Regions from separate parts of the Mus musculus genome. Here region 2 is linked to region 1. Evidence: chromatin loops called from intact Hi-C (ENCODE). Cell type or tissue: heart. All regions are shown on one strand.

Evidence for each region. Hi-C counts contacts between places; a loop is a spot of excess contacts. Peaks named below come from ENCODE experiments on the same cell type or tissue, not always from the same donor. Only the 100,000 strongest peaks of a DNase experiment are listed, where the experiment ranks them.
Region 2: it touches region 1 in a loop (3-fold over the local background); 6 of 42 quality-filtered maps call a loop at or near these places.

The regions. Positions count from the first base shown.
Region 1 is chr8:77,720,392-77,728,391 of GRCm38, reverse strand. Ednra (endothelin receptor type A) reads left to right here and starts at 3,940. Exons shown (of 8, transcript NM_010332.2): 1 at 3,940-4,296; 2 at 7,890-8,000. The coding sequence starts at 7,945. LOC108167319 (a long non-coding RNA gene) reads right to left here and starts at 4,807. Exons shown (of 4, transcript XR_003947564.1): 1 at 4,670-4,807; 2 at 1,861-1,893. In heart, a CTCF peak has its summit at 3,874; DNase peaks (open chromatin) are centred at 4,061 and 4,731; H3K4me3 peaks cover 4,529 bases; H3K27ac peaks cover 5,294 bases.
Region 2 is chr8:77,627,189-77,635,188 of GRCm38, reverse strand. It overlaps 1700092C02Rik (RIKEN cDNA 1700092C02 gene), which reads right to left. Exons shown (of 3, transcript NR_045467.1): 2 at 7,467-7,583; 3 at 6,232-6,359. Among named protein-coding and RNA genes, the nearest start is that of 4933431K23Rik, 4.8 kb to the left of the region's middle. In heart, a CTCF peak has its summit at 4,859; no DNase peak of the experiment used is centred here; H3K27ac peaks cover 752 bases.

The sequences.
Region 1 (8,000 bases):
TGCCCTTCTTTAAATCTCTTTAGTGTAGGGTGGGGTGGAGAAGGGACTCCCCTGTCCTGGCTGGCTTGCTGGCAGTCCTGGTTAAAGTCGACCTTCAAGCTGTTCGCTTCCTCGTGTTCTTTGCTTCTCTTGCTGCCTCTTCGCTCTCTTCTCTGGAAACAAACAGCTAAAGCCTTGATCAAGTTCAAGTTCCTGCTCTTAGAATGGTACCACATATAGAATAGCACCGCCCACATTTAGGGTGGGACTTCCTTCTTCATTTGCTTTCTAGAAACACCCTCTAGATATGCCCAGAGGTAGGTCACCACGGTGATCTAGTCAGGTTGACAATTTCCTGCCACCATGCCCTTCTTTTCACAACAATGAGAAAGATAACTGAACAAGGAATCTGTAGCCAACTCCCAAGTTGTTTGTCAATCGAATTTGCTTTGGAAACCAAAGCACTTAGGGACAATTCTAAACATCTCACCTCAGGCCAAAGGTGCTGCCTGGCTGTCTAACCCTGCTCCTCACACAGCTCAAGATGAACACTGTGGTAATCTTTGTCAGCCTCTTGTTGCCTATACATTTCCCTCTCCTTTCCTTCCTTTATCTTTGTGGTTCCTGAAACCTTCCTGTTCTCCTTCCTCTGGGAAAAAAAAAAAAGAAAAGAAAAGAACAATGCATACTTTATTGTCAGAAAATGCTGAGACACTGGTGTTTTACTGTGGGCTGAGTTTGACGTTTGACGATCCTGGAAGTTTAGCAACTGTGAGATGGATTCGCAGGTCTGAACTATGAAGTAAACTTACGTGAATATGTGCCGTAGGAAGCAGGAGTGGTTGGTTCGTAAGTACTGTCTTGAGTACATCTTAATCTATGGTTGTTTATCAAATCAATACTATTCTCTGCCAGACAAAGTCACTAAAAGTGCCAAGACAGAAATGCTCACTGAGCAAGCTGGTGGAGGCAGAAGGAAAGTAAGTTTCCCTGAAGTCTAGAAAACCATCAAGCCTAAATGTTCCTTTCAGGGAAAACAAACAACTTTTGAAAGTCAAGCTTAGAAAACTTGGAAAGAAATATCCTGACTCCCCTTAGGTACTACCAGAAACTCAACAGAGAGCACAGAGGCGGAGGCAGAGAGAGTCTTGCTACAGGGAAGGGAAAGCTGAAACAGACGCTAACGTCACCAAGAGATTGATTGGAGTTCACTGCAGTCATTGCCCTCAAAGTAAAACAGAGAAAAGAAGCTAAATTCACAGCCACAAAGAGAGTCTACAGGATCTCACCTCCAATGAGGCAGGGCTAAGCTTCCTAGCTACAGGTCTGTCTGAAGGCTTCCATAAGCACGTTTATTGGATATGAAGTCTTTCTTAGTTAATTTACTTTATAGATAAACAGAACACACAGCAATGTGGGTTTTTATCTCAACATGAAGATTTGTTTCCTCCTGGCAAACCAGGCATAGTATAAATGTGTGGCTTTAACCTTTTCCAGTGCACAGTACATGAGCACTAAGTATGTCACCATTGTTGTGCAGCTCCCACCACGGAATCACAGAGCCTCAGTATCACCCAAAGTAAACCTCTCAAACGCATGAAACAGTGAAACACATATGTGAAACACAGTGAAACGCATGAAACAGTGAAACACATGTGAAACACAGTGAAACGCATGAAACAGTGAAACACATGTGAAACACATGAAACAGTGAAATACATGTGAAACACATGAAACAGTGAAACACATGTGAAACACAGTGAAACGCATGAAACAGTGAAACACAGTGAAACGCATGAAACAGTGAAACACATGTGAAACACAGTGAAACGCATGAAACAGTGAGCCCCCTTCTCCAAGCCCCAGGAGTCACCAGCTTACCTTCTCTGTGGTTTTGACTATTCTAGGTCCTTTCTGTAAATGTGATCACGGCGTTAATTGAAACAAGCAAACAACAACAGAACAGCACAGAAACACATTCGAAATGGACTCACTCAAGCTGAAGTCCATGTCATTAAGAAGAAACTAAGCTGTCATCTGACCTTTGGGGGAATCAGTTAAACATCAAGGGTTTGGAAGATAACTCAGTGGGTGAAGGCGTTTGCACTGAAGCCTCACACTCAACTTCCCAAGGTCATCTTTCACCATCACACATACTCACACACATACACACACTCACACACACATACACACACTCAAACACACACACACTCACGTACAAATAAGCACATTTCCCAAATATGCCAGTTAGCTGGAATTCTTTCTCTCTGAATATTTAACACAAACACTAACCTGAAGTAACTTGATGCTAAACAAGCAGGCACCTTCCTGCTGATGTGTCTCTTGGGCCCAACCTTAGAAAAAACACAGACCAACATCCATTCTGTTTCTGTGTTCTTCAGCCTCACTCTGTCTACAACACCAACCTTGTTGCCCATTTTATACACATATTCAGGACTGGAATTGCTAGACCCTTGGTAATTTTAGTCATAATTATTTGAGGAGCACCATTGGGCTCCCACTGCTGTTGCCTCAGTAGTCAGGAGTTTGCCTCTCAGCACCCCTGACAATCCAGTTTATTTTCTAGTTTCATTTGTGTTTAAATAGTGACTGTCCTAAGGGATGTGAAAGAGAAATTTTTAATGCTTAATCCATACCACAGTGGGATCAGCAAAAGGTAGGGGGTCCTGGGGGTGCTGTTACAAAGACTAGCCTGACAGACATGTTCAGTTACACAGATGGTGCACTGTCCACGTGCCTAGTCACGGGGTGAGAGGGCCTGGGATCCAGAACATTTCACATACCAAGTTATGAACAGTCTTCTGGAAGAAGGCAATAACTTTTCTTCCTGGAAAATAATGTCAGCCTGCCAAGCTGTCGCCACAAAAGCGTACCCCTTCAGAGCTGACTGAGACAATTTTTGTGGATCCTTCCTAGAGAAACGCTAGATAAACACTAGATTAGTGGACAGGGTAATGCCTGCTCCAACAGTCCCAGAAGAATATTAAAATCCTTTCCACCGAGGTGTTCTGCTGATGGCTGTGACAGTTTTACAAAATGACCCCTGTCAAGTAGGGTCTCTGTGCCCTCACCCTTTAATCTGGAATTGGTGACTGACAGAATTAAGCAGAAGCCCCTTTGTGTCACTATCTGGACCTGGGCCTTAAGTAGGTGGCAGTTTCTATGTCCTTTCTCTTGGGATATTTGTTCTTGGAATCTAGCCACCACACTATGAGGAAGCTGTTGCTAAAATTCTTTCCCAGGGGCTAGATATAAGTCCTGTCTCTCCCTTCTCCTAGAGGTCCTAGAACAAACTGAGGTCCAATTCCACTATAGATACGGTAGGGAACCAATGAGGTCCTAGGGCATCCGTACAGCCAAGCCTTCTTCCCCAGGAGCCCTGATGTTTGGCCCTTATCTCTCCTCCCACTCCCCATCTTATCGTGACTTGACACACTCTGTGATAAAGACACTGCCTTCTGAAGGGTCTCCCCATTCATTGTCAGACATGATCATTTCTCTGAGCACACCCTAGACCCTTCCACAGACTCCCCAGCTCCCTTTTGCCTTGGGCTAAGGCTTAGTGGTCTTGCAGGTCAAATTTGAGCCAAAGACATGCTGTCCACCTGGGTTCCATAACTTCCTCTAAGGTGAGGAGTGCTAACAAGCTAAGCAAAGTTGACAGGAGACACAGCCCAAATTCCCTGGCTTCCCCTGCTGATCAAACTCTCCCGTACTCACGGGCTCAAGTGCCTCGAGTTTCTTCCTAAAACAGGGCACAACCTTGAGTCTGGTCTGTTGCTCTCTACTTTCAATCCTACCCATCCTAGACTAACCAACTTCTCAGGAAGGAAATAGTTAAAGATCCCTGCCCTTCAGGGCCTGGCGGGGGCAGCAGCTTTGCAGCTTGGTGGCTGCTCCCTGGAGGGCAGGCGGGATAGCGCTCTTGCAGTTAGGTCCCAGAGTAGAGAGGAAGGTCTAGGAGCCTGTGGAGTCTAAGGAAGATCGCGGGAGGCGTGTTCCTCCGGAGTTTGCTTTTCCTTGGGAGCCTCGCGCGCACACCCATCCCTTCTAGTCTGGCAACTGTGTCTAGGAGGTGGGGAGCCTCTCTCTGATCCACCGGACCATCGCTGGAGCTTGCAGGCTGAGCAAGATCTCCCCCTAGAGAAGCCTGGCTGTCCGGGGAAGTTTCCCCGAGCTGAGACTGTGCTGCAGCCCTGGTCACCCGCCACCCTGCGCGCCACCCTCGTTCTCCAGCTCAGGCTCCGGCTGGCCCGTGCGCGGACCTGGAGCTGTCTGCTTCCGAGGAGCTCTAAGGTCGGTGCAAGTCTTTCTTTTTGGAACCAGGGCTGGAACTAGGGATAGGGTCGCTGCCGGGGCAATCTGCTGGGAGGAGCAGGGGTGTCTCGCAGCTCCAGGGAAACGCAACAGACCGGCCTGGCACTTACCTCCCGGGACGCCCAGTGTGGGGCGCTTTCCTGGGAGACGAACACTGGGGGGAGTGGGGGTGGACACCGGACAAGACCATTGAGCTTTGTCTCGGATTTTTAGGAAAGGGGAGCCGGGAGTGGGAGGATCTTTTTCTCCACACAAGCTTTCAGGCGCATCAAGGCCCAGGGCGCTTGCTCCAAAGCCTCCTGGTGAAGTTGGTCTCTTCCTATCCTGCACCCTGAGTGCCAAGGACACTTACTGTGAAGAACCAACCTCTGTGGAGCCCTCCTCACACCACGATGGCAGCTGGGGTTGGAAATCTGCCTGCTGGTGGAGGTCTGGGCGATTTGCTCAGTGCTGTCCTGTCCTTTAAAGGGCACTTCTTGTCTTTCATGTGCAGAACCCTGGAACTGTTTGTAGATAAGCCACCTCTGATTACACCACCCTTAGTGGCCTCACCCCAGCAGACCTGGGGCGAAAGCATATGAAAGTCAGAGGATGTGTCCAAGGAGAGTGGATAATTTGTCTTCTCCAGAGAACAAAACCACAGAGAACTTGAAAAAAAAAAAGTTCTTGGTTTAATTTTTTTTTTCTTCTTGTAGTTGTTTCTGATTCCCACACAGCCATCAACTCATCTGTTTTTAAAGATTGGCTATGAAACACCTTGGCAACCATACCATGTAAATTACCTGCCCTAAGTATGTGTGCGGTTTGGGCGCCGTTGGATTTTCCAAATTACTAATGGCAAGTGGACATTTGCTCTGAGAATCTGATGTATTAACTAGGGAAAGCACTAAGGGGTCAGCTTTTGTATGCCACCAAACTCTAGACCCACAAAAGGAAAGATGCTGACTCCATAGACATGTCCTTCTGGTCTGAATGTGAGTTGCTTCTCTAGAGCTCTGGCTCTAGAGCCAGATGCCCGGCAAAGCTTGACTGAAATATACCAAAATGAGCTACAGATCCGTCCTTGGGAAAGCATGGATTCGAAAGAGGTTTCTTTTATTTGGTTTTGTGTTTTTCACTCTGTAACAATATGGCATCCACATGTTTTTGACAGATGTCCCTTAGATGTGGTGAGCTGACAAGAGGTGTCAAGAGAAATGAGTTCTTGGTAGTGTCTTTGCTGGAGGGAAGCAAGGAAGGAAGGAAAGGAAGGAAGGAAGAAAGGGAGGGAGGGAGGGAAGGAGGGAGGAAGGAAGGAGGGAGGGAGGGAGGGAGGGAGGGAGGGAGGGAGGGAGGGAGGGAGGGAGGGAGGGAGGGAGGGAGGGAGGAAGGAAGGAAGGAAAGAGGTTTTACTGGCAGCTGGCTCACACCCTGATAGGAAGCCATGACTGTAGCTTTCTCAGTACCTGTGGCAATGAGGACCACTGAGCTCTACGTGAGCTGTGCAGTGCCTGTGACACCCAAATGGCTCATGAACTCCCCTCCTGGATGATTCTAATAGACCATGAAGCCATTTTGTTTATGGGAAAGACCTCTGTCTCTCATTTTTAAGATAACTATTACTAAATATTCCATTCCCATTGGGAAACCAGGAACCATAAATCATAAAGCAATCAAGGAATTGAAAGACTTGTGCCTCCCCTCACTATCCTGAGAGGGAGGCAGATCGTAAAAAGCTTTGTACTTGGCATTCTGGTCTACATGTGGGAAATGGAAAGATGATATTTGTAGACCTACTAATAATTCAGCCAGTTATTCCGGACTATTAGAGACGGGAGAGAAAATCTGTAACCACTTACAATTAAGGGTGAGCAGAAGTGACAGAAGTAAATGGCAGGCCCATCACTTTGAAATCACAGCAGCGGGTGAACACCTATAGCCCAGCCGTGAGACAGGATGACATCCAGCAGCCTTTTGGCTGTGAAAACACAGTCACTTCACTCATTCAAGACTCCTGATGTGTTACAGATGTTGTTCTGTCTGTATAAATTGTGATGCCCAAGTCAAGAACCAGTTGGTGCCTGTGAGATGCGATGTATATTGCTGTTTGGCAAGGCAAAAGCATGTGGGACTGACAGCAGGTGTTCCCCTATACTTCTTATAGCATGTCAGCATCTCTTATTTGGTACACTTATATTAAGCCTAAACTTAATAATGTCCCATGACAACTGTCAAAAATCCCTAAATGTGGTCACCCTTGAGCAGACTCAAAAAGATTGAGTCTTAAAATTTAGGATTAGGTGTATACGCCATAGATACACAGACCACTGCCCATAAATGAAGTTACTGTCCTCATTTACAGATTAATGAAAGAAAAGTACAAAATACCCAAAGGGGAGGAGCAATTGACTTTTGGTTGCTATTTTCTCAGCACCAGCCTTCCTTTTGTTTTCTAAGTGTCTTAAAGTATAAGAGGAGAAATCTAGATTTACTGAGCACCAGGGACCACCCGCCCTTTGAAGGCGATATAACATAAGAACTCTTTGATAATACCTGAACACTCCTTCCAATGTTCTGCTGCGTCATCCAAATTCTGGAGACATCTTAAGTATGTTGTTGATGCAAATAAAGCATGGAAATAAGAGAGACAGGATGACCTGGTGGTTAAAGCTCGGGTGTGGAGTCAGATCAGGCTGCCTCAGGGTTGTAGGCTCGTCACCACCTTTGACCTTCCTCTCAGCTTCCCTGTCTTCCTGGAGAACCTGTGGATGACTTGATTGTTATCATTATACTAGACAGCAGCAGCATGTGATGTGTTCGGCACAGTGCCTGTCCTGTCCTAGCTAGATAGGATGCTTGCACGATACTAAGAAACCAGATAGCCCATGGCAAACCAAACGGTGTGGCGGCCTGGGATAACCTGTCACTCACAGAACACCATTGACAAGTATCATGGTGGTTTCTGATGGGTAGAAGTGTGGAGACTTAAAAATATGTGGGTTTTGCAGGGTTTCAAGCATTTCAAACTAAACCTCTTGTCTCCATCAGTGATCTTTTCTTTCTCTCTGTGGTGCTGGAGATGGAACCAGTGTGAGTGCACAAAGCAGAGAAAAGCAGACATTTGGCTTTAAATGAACACTTTAACGCATTAGACAGCGTTGCTGCCCGTTCCTGCCATGTGCAACCCCTCACTCACTCGGGCATGCTCAAGTTTTTAGTCAGAGAATTAGATTCTTGTATTTTGTGCCTCAGTCTGAAGCAATGTTTCCTCTTTTACCACAGAATTTTCTGTGTCATGTCTGGAAGATTTGGGCTATCATTAACCTGAATAAAGAGGAAAAAACACTGCTATTTTTAAGGAACACTGAAATATCTTTATCCATATCATGGTCTATACAGATATAGCTGTGGATACAGCCAGGGCTGGGGAGATTTCTTGCTATAATAGAGTTTTGGTCTTTCCTATTTTGATCTGATTGACCTATATTTTCATTAAATCAATAAACATTCATTAACCACCATCTTTTGGGGACAGCTAGATTTTGTAGCAAAATAATAATAATAATAATTTTTCCTACTTTTTTTTCTTCCAGGTGAAAAAAAGAAAGGCGTGAGACCAACATAAGAAGACTTAAAATCCAGGTTAAGATGAGTATCTTTTGCCTTGCGGCATACTTTTGGCTGACCATGGTGGGAGGCGTAAT
Region 2 (8,000 bases), 93 kb after region 1:
GTCAGGACTGAGGATGTCAGGAGGCCATTCTCTCCGCTCAGGGAGGGCCTCTTCCCAGAAAGTGACCTGGCAAGACCGTGTTGGTCTTAAGGTCACATAGCCCGAGGGCCCCAGTGATGTTTATCCCCAAACACTTCATAATAATAAAAGCAAGCCATCTTTGACAGCAGTATAAATTATTCATGGGTTTTATTTTAAAAGAGACAGATTCATGGAAGGAAGGAAGGAAGGAAGGAAGGAAGGAAGGAAGGAAGGAAGGAAGGAAAAATAGTCACATCAATTCCAGAAGTCCTTTCCAGAGAAAAATGACTGCCCTATGGTGAGTCACATTTGCTGCTATGCTCAAGGCCTGGGGAGCCCAGCTCCTGAAATTTCTAAGTTCCCAGGTTTGTTCTGATACCAGTTGCTGCACAGTGAATACACAGGATGAATGCACAGCTTTGTAGATGGGCCCCCAAGTCTTCAAATCTTCTGCAGTTGGATGAGGGAAGAGAAGGAGGAGCCTGGCATGGCAGATCTGAGGGTCTGAAAGTGGCTCCGAAGCATGGAGTCCCAGGGACGAGTGTGAGCACTGCAGCCCCTGCGGGCCGTTCAGGGGCTTTAGTCTATGTCCCGGATCTCAGCTACTGCGCAATCCCCAGTGTAATTTGGTCTGAGGAAGGTCATTAAGCAAAGGCCTTGGGGCTTCACTTGTTTTCTTCTAGCTTCTCTCTTAATACTGATCTCTGTCTTTTTAAACTCATAGCCAGACACAAATTCACTCAGATCATGTAGCCTCTCTCTGACTGCTACCACTCAGATCCTGCGATCTTCAAGTCTGGATTCTTCCTCAAACAAGTTCGTGTTGTCTTCCTGCTTCTGCTCCACAGTATGGACAATGAAGTCTTCCTACCTTTGCCCCTCAATGACTGGCTTAGATTTCCTCGTATGCAAAGGCAGTGCAGTGACTAACTGAATCCATGTGAGGGTGAAGGAGCCTCACAGGCGTGGTCTTGGCATGGAAGACTGAATTGTTCTTTTCCCCTCAGAAGTTTCTGGACTCTGTAACTGAATACAGCAGACTCCTGGTGAAAACCTCACGATGGCTTCTTTTTAAATAATTGCAGCTATCTGTTTATGAGAACCCTCATGTTATGCCATGAATATTTACATCTAAAAGATGTGACTACCAACCATGCCACTTCATTTGAACAAGTCTACCTGAATTTGTCTACACGTATGAATGATGTTCAATAAAAGCAGTCAGCAAACTGCTATGGATTTTTAGAACATCTCTAGACTCCAGTTAAGAGATAAAATCACTTAGCCTAAATATAAGAAGACTGATACAATCAGACCCAGCTTCACTTTTTTTGTTTTTTGTTTTTATTTCTCTGTTTCTTTGTGTGGATATGTGCATGTGAGTGTGAGTACAGGGGTGTTTATGAAAGAGGGAAGAGAAAGGGGACATGGGGGAAGGGAGAGGTGGACATGGAGAGGAGTAGACAGAGGCAGAGACAGAGACAGAGGCATGGTCTGTAGTCCAGGTTGGCTTGAAGCTCCTTGTGCCTCAGTTTTTCAGGTGCTGGACTGTGGTTGCATGGTTAACAGGATTCCTTAGCAAATACTAAAACTAATTCCAAAAGAAGCCCCTAAAAAATCTGGAACAGCAGCAGACCTGTTAAAAGAAGTGTCTAACCTTCCAAAGCAACTCCTCGAAAAGATGCCATTAATTTGAATATATGGGTTTTTATTTCCTAAGAAAAACGGGCTATTTTTAACCTTGCTTGAGTTTCACACACTATATCATTGGTAGTTGGCTAAAGGGAGTTGGCTCTTTTTCAGCTTAATGTAGAATCCAATTTTATGTAGTAACTCCATTTTTGGACTGAACAGAAATAGAAAACCTTCAAATGCATCCTTAAAACATATAATATATCAAAACCAAGTCATAGTCTATGCACAGCTAATACATATAAACATAGGGTTTATATAAATCCTAAAACAATGATAAATTAATCACAAATTAAACACAAATATACATATGCACATGGACAAAATATATTAACATACAATAGAATCCCCAAGTGTGAGTTCCGAGGCTTGTTCTCAGTACTAATTCTGTTTAGCATGTGTGTGACTGGGTGAGACGAGAACCGTCTTGAGGCTGGAGGTGCAACCCATGAAATGTTGCTGGGATGCCCTCGGCTTCCTTCCAGCTCCAGGTCCTTGGGATCACTTTGACGCATGGGGCAGAGTGTAGAAGACAGACTTGATTGTAGGGTGATGTACAGCACACTCAGGAGTGAGAGTGTGCAGTGTCAGAGATCACAGTGCTGTTTTCAAAGGACTCTGAAGCAGAGGTCAGAGCTTGAGAGCAGTTACTCTTACCAAGGATCTGGGTTTGATTCTCAGAACCCACATGCAGCTCATAGCCTGTACATCAGCTCCAGGTCTGACATCTCTTCTGACCTCCCCAGGCACTGGGCATGCATGTGGTTGCCCATACATGCATTTGAGCAAAACACTCACATCACACATATAAAATATACATCTTAAATTTTTTTTTAAATTAAACACAGACCACGTGAATTAACTCCCCAAGGGAGAGGGCAATGGTATGTCACTGTTCTTTATGGGAAAGCCTCCAGCTGATAGAAATCTTACAAAGTGGCTGGCAGTTCAGAATGTCATTCTTCCCACAGGACAGAGGTATGAGTCAAACTCCATCCTTCTGACCATAATCAAAGGCTTGCAGCTTTTGTCCCTGGATGCAAAGCTGTTGGGTGTGAGGGATGGATCCATCCTCATTCTCAGAGTGGCTGACTAGTTATGGAACAGTGAACCCAAGCTCCACCACCACCCGTATACAAAAGAAGGCACACGCTGGAAACATTAGCTACTACTGTACAAGTTACGACCCAAGTTTCATGTTGATACTTAAAAAGGTATATAGAGAGATAAAATTGCGTTTGTTTCTTGTTTTTCTACCAATGAGGAAAAGTCAGAAGAGCAAACATACACAGGACATTAGGGCACGCTAAGGACCGAGTCTGTTACAAATTCCATGGTCTCCACAGCTCTGGGCTAAATGTTTCCATCCTTTACAGATGAGGAAAATGAAGCTGGGGACTAGAACAGCAAACAGTGGCAGCCTGTGACAAGTGAGAGGAAACTGTCCACAATAAGCTGGTCACACTGGAGGGACATGTGTTTAGGAAGTGGAGTGTCTTCTGGAGAGCTCTTCGCTTCTCCAAGAAGCAGGGACTTCTGCTTCTCTGTTAATCTCAGTGATTCTCTTGTCATTCTTTTCCAAAAATGAAACAAGGCAATCACTTCCTGACCTAGGAAAATAAAATGTTCTATGAATTTTTATCTCACTATTTATACAGCAAGCTTTTTGGATACCAGTTAAGTGTTTTGGTGGGACATTTAAAAATAAAGCAAGCTAAATAAAAACTGCTAAAGCACATAGAACAAAGGGAAAAAAATCATGATTAGTGATTAGAGAACAGATACCCGGAGACTTAAATATTTAAGAGGCAAAGGGTTACAGACATAAATGTAAAGAAAGAGTAAGGGGGGCCACCTTTATGTAAGACAAGGGTGGGGCTGGGACCATGGCAAGAGTCTTCACTTGATCTTAGAGGCGGTTTTACTGTGTGACCTTTGTTTCTAAGTCTTCCTTCCTTCCTTTCTTCCTCTCTTTCTTCCTTTCTTTCTTTCGTTCTTTCTTTCTTTCTTTCTTTCTCTCTCTCTTCCTTCCTTCCTTTCTTTCTTTCTTTCTTTCTTTCTTTCTTTCTTTCTTTTGTTAGTGACTCTCAGGTAACAGCTCTACATCCTGATTCTTCTTATTCTGCCGAGTAACATTTGCCTACTTGTGGCTTCATTTCTATCTCACAACCTAGCAACTGGCAGTGCGAAAGGAACCAACTATTCAGATTAAAAATAATGTTCTTTATTTCCTCATCATCTTAAAGGGAGAAAAAAATCCTCACAGTAAATATAAGCACTACAATTTACTAATATTCCATGATTTGTGCTTGCCTTTGTTGAGTCTTGTCGTGGCCTAAACAAACACTATGCAGATCCTAATGTAATCAGAAATGCTGGTTTGTGGACCTTAGGCACTGGCTCTGCCGGGACAGTTTTCACTGTAACTATGCTTGTTTTTATAGCACAATGATATACAGAAACTTGCAGCCACTGCTGGTCTTGAGGCGTCTGCATATGAAGCAGAAAACATCATTTTCTTCCATTTCAAAGAGTTCACCACAGGGTGCCAAGAAGGAAGGACTATGTCCCTCCAGCCACACACTGCCCTCTGGCACTCAGACTCAAGTCCCCAGGGACAGACAATCTCTGACTTTTCCAGTTCTAGGTAACATTTCCCACAACCCCTGGTTCATAAATATTGACATTTTGGAAGAAAGAGAAGGAAGGAAAACGCTTGAGGAAAAAAAAGTTGAAGTGTTTATGTTTTTTTAAAAAAAAATAAATATACCCTATCTTGGAACTTTTAAAAATAGTATTATCCATCAACAACTAGATAATATAGGAAACTAACTTTCAACGGGATTGTCTGGTCTCTTCTTTGTCCAGAAGGAATAACCTTTCACCCAGCAAAGCTGAGTTTAAGGCCCTTTTCTCTAAGAAATGCTACAGAGGACCCCCCCCCCCCTTGAATTTTTCCCCCACGAATAACCGATCTCTAAATCACAGTAAATTTGGGACTGTTTTCAGCAAAGTGTTTTCTGTTTTCCTGTGAAATATTTCCTCCCACCAGGCTTCAAAAGCAGAAAAACCACAGCCACACAGATCTTCACGAACGCCTCGGAGCCCAGCCTGATTCCACTGCTGTGGAACTACAGCGCAACCTGGCGGTCATTTCTGTTTCCTGCCGTGGTTCAGCGGGGCGGATGGAAATAAAAGGTAGAAAACAACAGCGAAGAATCCATAGTGCCTGCCTGCAAGCATAATCATCACACATGGAATTTTAAGGTGTTTAACAGCAATATTCCTTTTAATAATACTTCTGTGGTGTTGCTGGTGCGTCGTTACAACAACAGAATCCTGAGCCTTCATATTCTTTCTTAATACTCCTCTATTTTCTTTTCTAGACCGGGAACAGGGTGTGTGTAGCACTGTGTAGTACAGGCTGTCTTGGAACTGGCTATGTAGACAAGGACTCACAAAAGATCACCCTGCCTCTGCCTCCTGGGTGTTGAGATTAAGAACACAGTCATACGCCTGGCAAACACTCCCCTTTTTCTGACTTTAGTGGTTATATTTCCTTTTTTTCTTTCTTTCTTTTGGGTTTCTTGAGACAGGGTTTCTCTGTGTAGCCCTGGGTGTCCTGAAACTCACTCTGTAGACCAGATTGGCCTCAAACTTAGAGATCTGCCTGCCTCTGCCTCCTGAGTGCTGGGACTAAAGGCACGAGTCACCACTGCCAGGCCTTTTTTAAAAACTTCTTAAGCAAGGATACAAAGAAGTTACATTAAGTAATTGTCAGCTATGGGATGAATCTTTTCTCTTTGTATACAAGAAAATGGTCAAAAGAAAAAATATGCCTTTATCGTAAGACTTTGTTGTAGTCTTCAAATTCGAGATAATTTGATTCTTCTTTTTCTGCAAAGCAAGTACTTTCTTGCTACTGTTGTTTTTTGAGACAAGGTCTTGCCCTTGTGTTGTTTGGATCTCAGGACTCTCTGCCTGTGACCCACACACACACACACACACATACACACACATACACACACACATACACACACACACACACACACATACACACACACACATACACACACACACATACACACACACATACACACACACACATACACACACACACACACATACACACACACATACACACACACACATACACACACACACACACATACACACACACACATACACACACACACATACACACACACATACACACACACACATACACACACACACACATACACACACACACACACACACACACATACACACACACACACATACACACACACACACACACATACACACACACATACACACACACACACACACACACACACAGGGCTGGCTTACAGTTATCAACGCCAACACTGGGGATGCTGGGGGGTTGGTTTCGGGTTTTTGTTTTGTTTTGTTTTGTTTTTTGTTTTTTTTTTCAGTGATGGAGACAAAATTCAAAAGTGTGGGCATAGGAAGCAACAGTGTATCACAGAAAAGCACACCTAACCCTTGGTTTTATTTGCTTGCTTGCTTGTTGTTTATTGGCATAGGGTCTCTGTATCTAAACTTAAAGACTTCGAATCTTAGAATTCAGAATCTTTGTGCCTCTGCATCTTGAGAGAAGGTTCATAGACATTCATTGTCCCCTACAGAAATGAATGGTTTTAAAAGTTAAGTTCCTTCACATCTATTTATTTGCCACTGAAATTTGAAACACATCAGAATGTCCTCTTGCTGCAGTTTAAGTATTTGAACATGAGAAAAATCTAATTATCTGCTCCTGTTGGGGTATCCAACAGAGAAGACTGCTCAGCCAAGGGTTTAAGCCAATAGAAAGTCTTTATCAGCTTTGTGGTGACTATGCCGGGGATCTTAGTGTACCACTGAGCCTTTCTCAGGTTGAGCTTTCAGCACAGAAGCCACATTCAGTTAACATGAGCAGTTAGCCAGAAGTGAAGAAGCCAAAACACAAGGTTAGTGCAGTCAGGGATTTCCTGGGATTATGGACTTCGATGGATTAGGCCTTTAGTTTTAGGAGGCGGTGCTGGTTCCATGCTGGGTTCCAAAGTCTGAATGGTACTTCCATCATGGAGTCAGTTGTGCTAAAGTCTTGAGGCCTGTTAGATTTATATTATTTATATATGTTATATGTGTGTGTATTAAACAATAATGTAAATATGTTGGATATAAATATAGCATATACAATTATATATAAGCATATAACATCTAATACATACATTATAAATATTTAAATAAATAGAACATAATGTATTAATTTTATATGATATACATGTAAATGTGCAATAAAATATAAAATATTAAATGCATAGCTATGAACACACTTTTGTGAATAGATGTGTATATGTACATATATAATATATACATATATAATATATACATATAAAATCTTTTTTTGAAATGTCTCAAGTAGCCAAGAGTGACCTTGTTCTTCTGATCCCCCTGCCTCATATGTCCAAGTGCTGGTATTGTGGTCACAGACTGTCATGCCTGATTGTTTAGGGCTGGGGATAGAACCCAAGCTTCCTGACTGCCAGGCAAGCACTCCACCCACAAAGCTACAACCCCACCACAGGGCTCAATGCTTGATAATGAACCCCCTTAAGCCTAATGTCTACGTTCTCTTTCAAATGGAGAAAAATCTGTTCTGAGTATCTCCTGTCCCTAGCATTCAAGAGGCAGGAAGATGATGAAATCAAGACCAATTTGTGCTAAATAGTAAATTCAAGACCAGCCTGGATGGTTTCCTGTTTTCATAGCCAGCAGGGTCGGGGCCCCTTCCTTCCTGCAGGAGTAGCCATCTCCTACTTCCTGTGAAATCAATATTCTTCTGTCCTGCAATTGTGGCGGCCCTGGTAAGAAGAGAAGAGGATTTAGTACCAGGAGTAAGAGGCAAGCACTAGGCTCCTTACTTAGTGTTTCTGAGCTAACAGTGGGGAAAGGTGCTGAAACTTCCTAGGAATTTTCTTCATCGGGTATTTGCTACCCACTAATTTGCCACAGATCTATCAAAAGTCTAGTCACCTCTCTATACTCTTTCTGAATTATTGGGTCCAGCACAAGATAATGCTGGGCTCTCAAACTTTGGAAGTATAGATTTTTCCCCTCAAGAAAGACAAAATCTACATGTTTTTCTTTCATAACTAACAGCACCATTGACACAGGGGACCTGAAGGGTAAATTGGCAGTTCATAGTAATTATAACCTTTTCTGTGTTCACAGAAACATTGCTAGAGCGTAGAAGCTTGCTAACACTGTAGCTCCCAGGT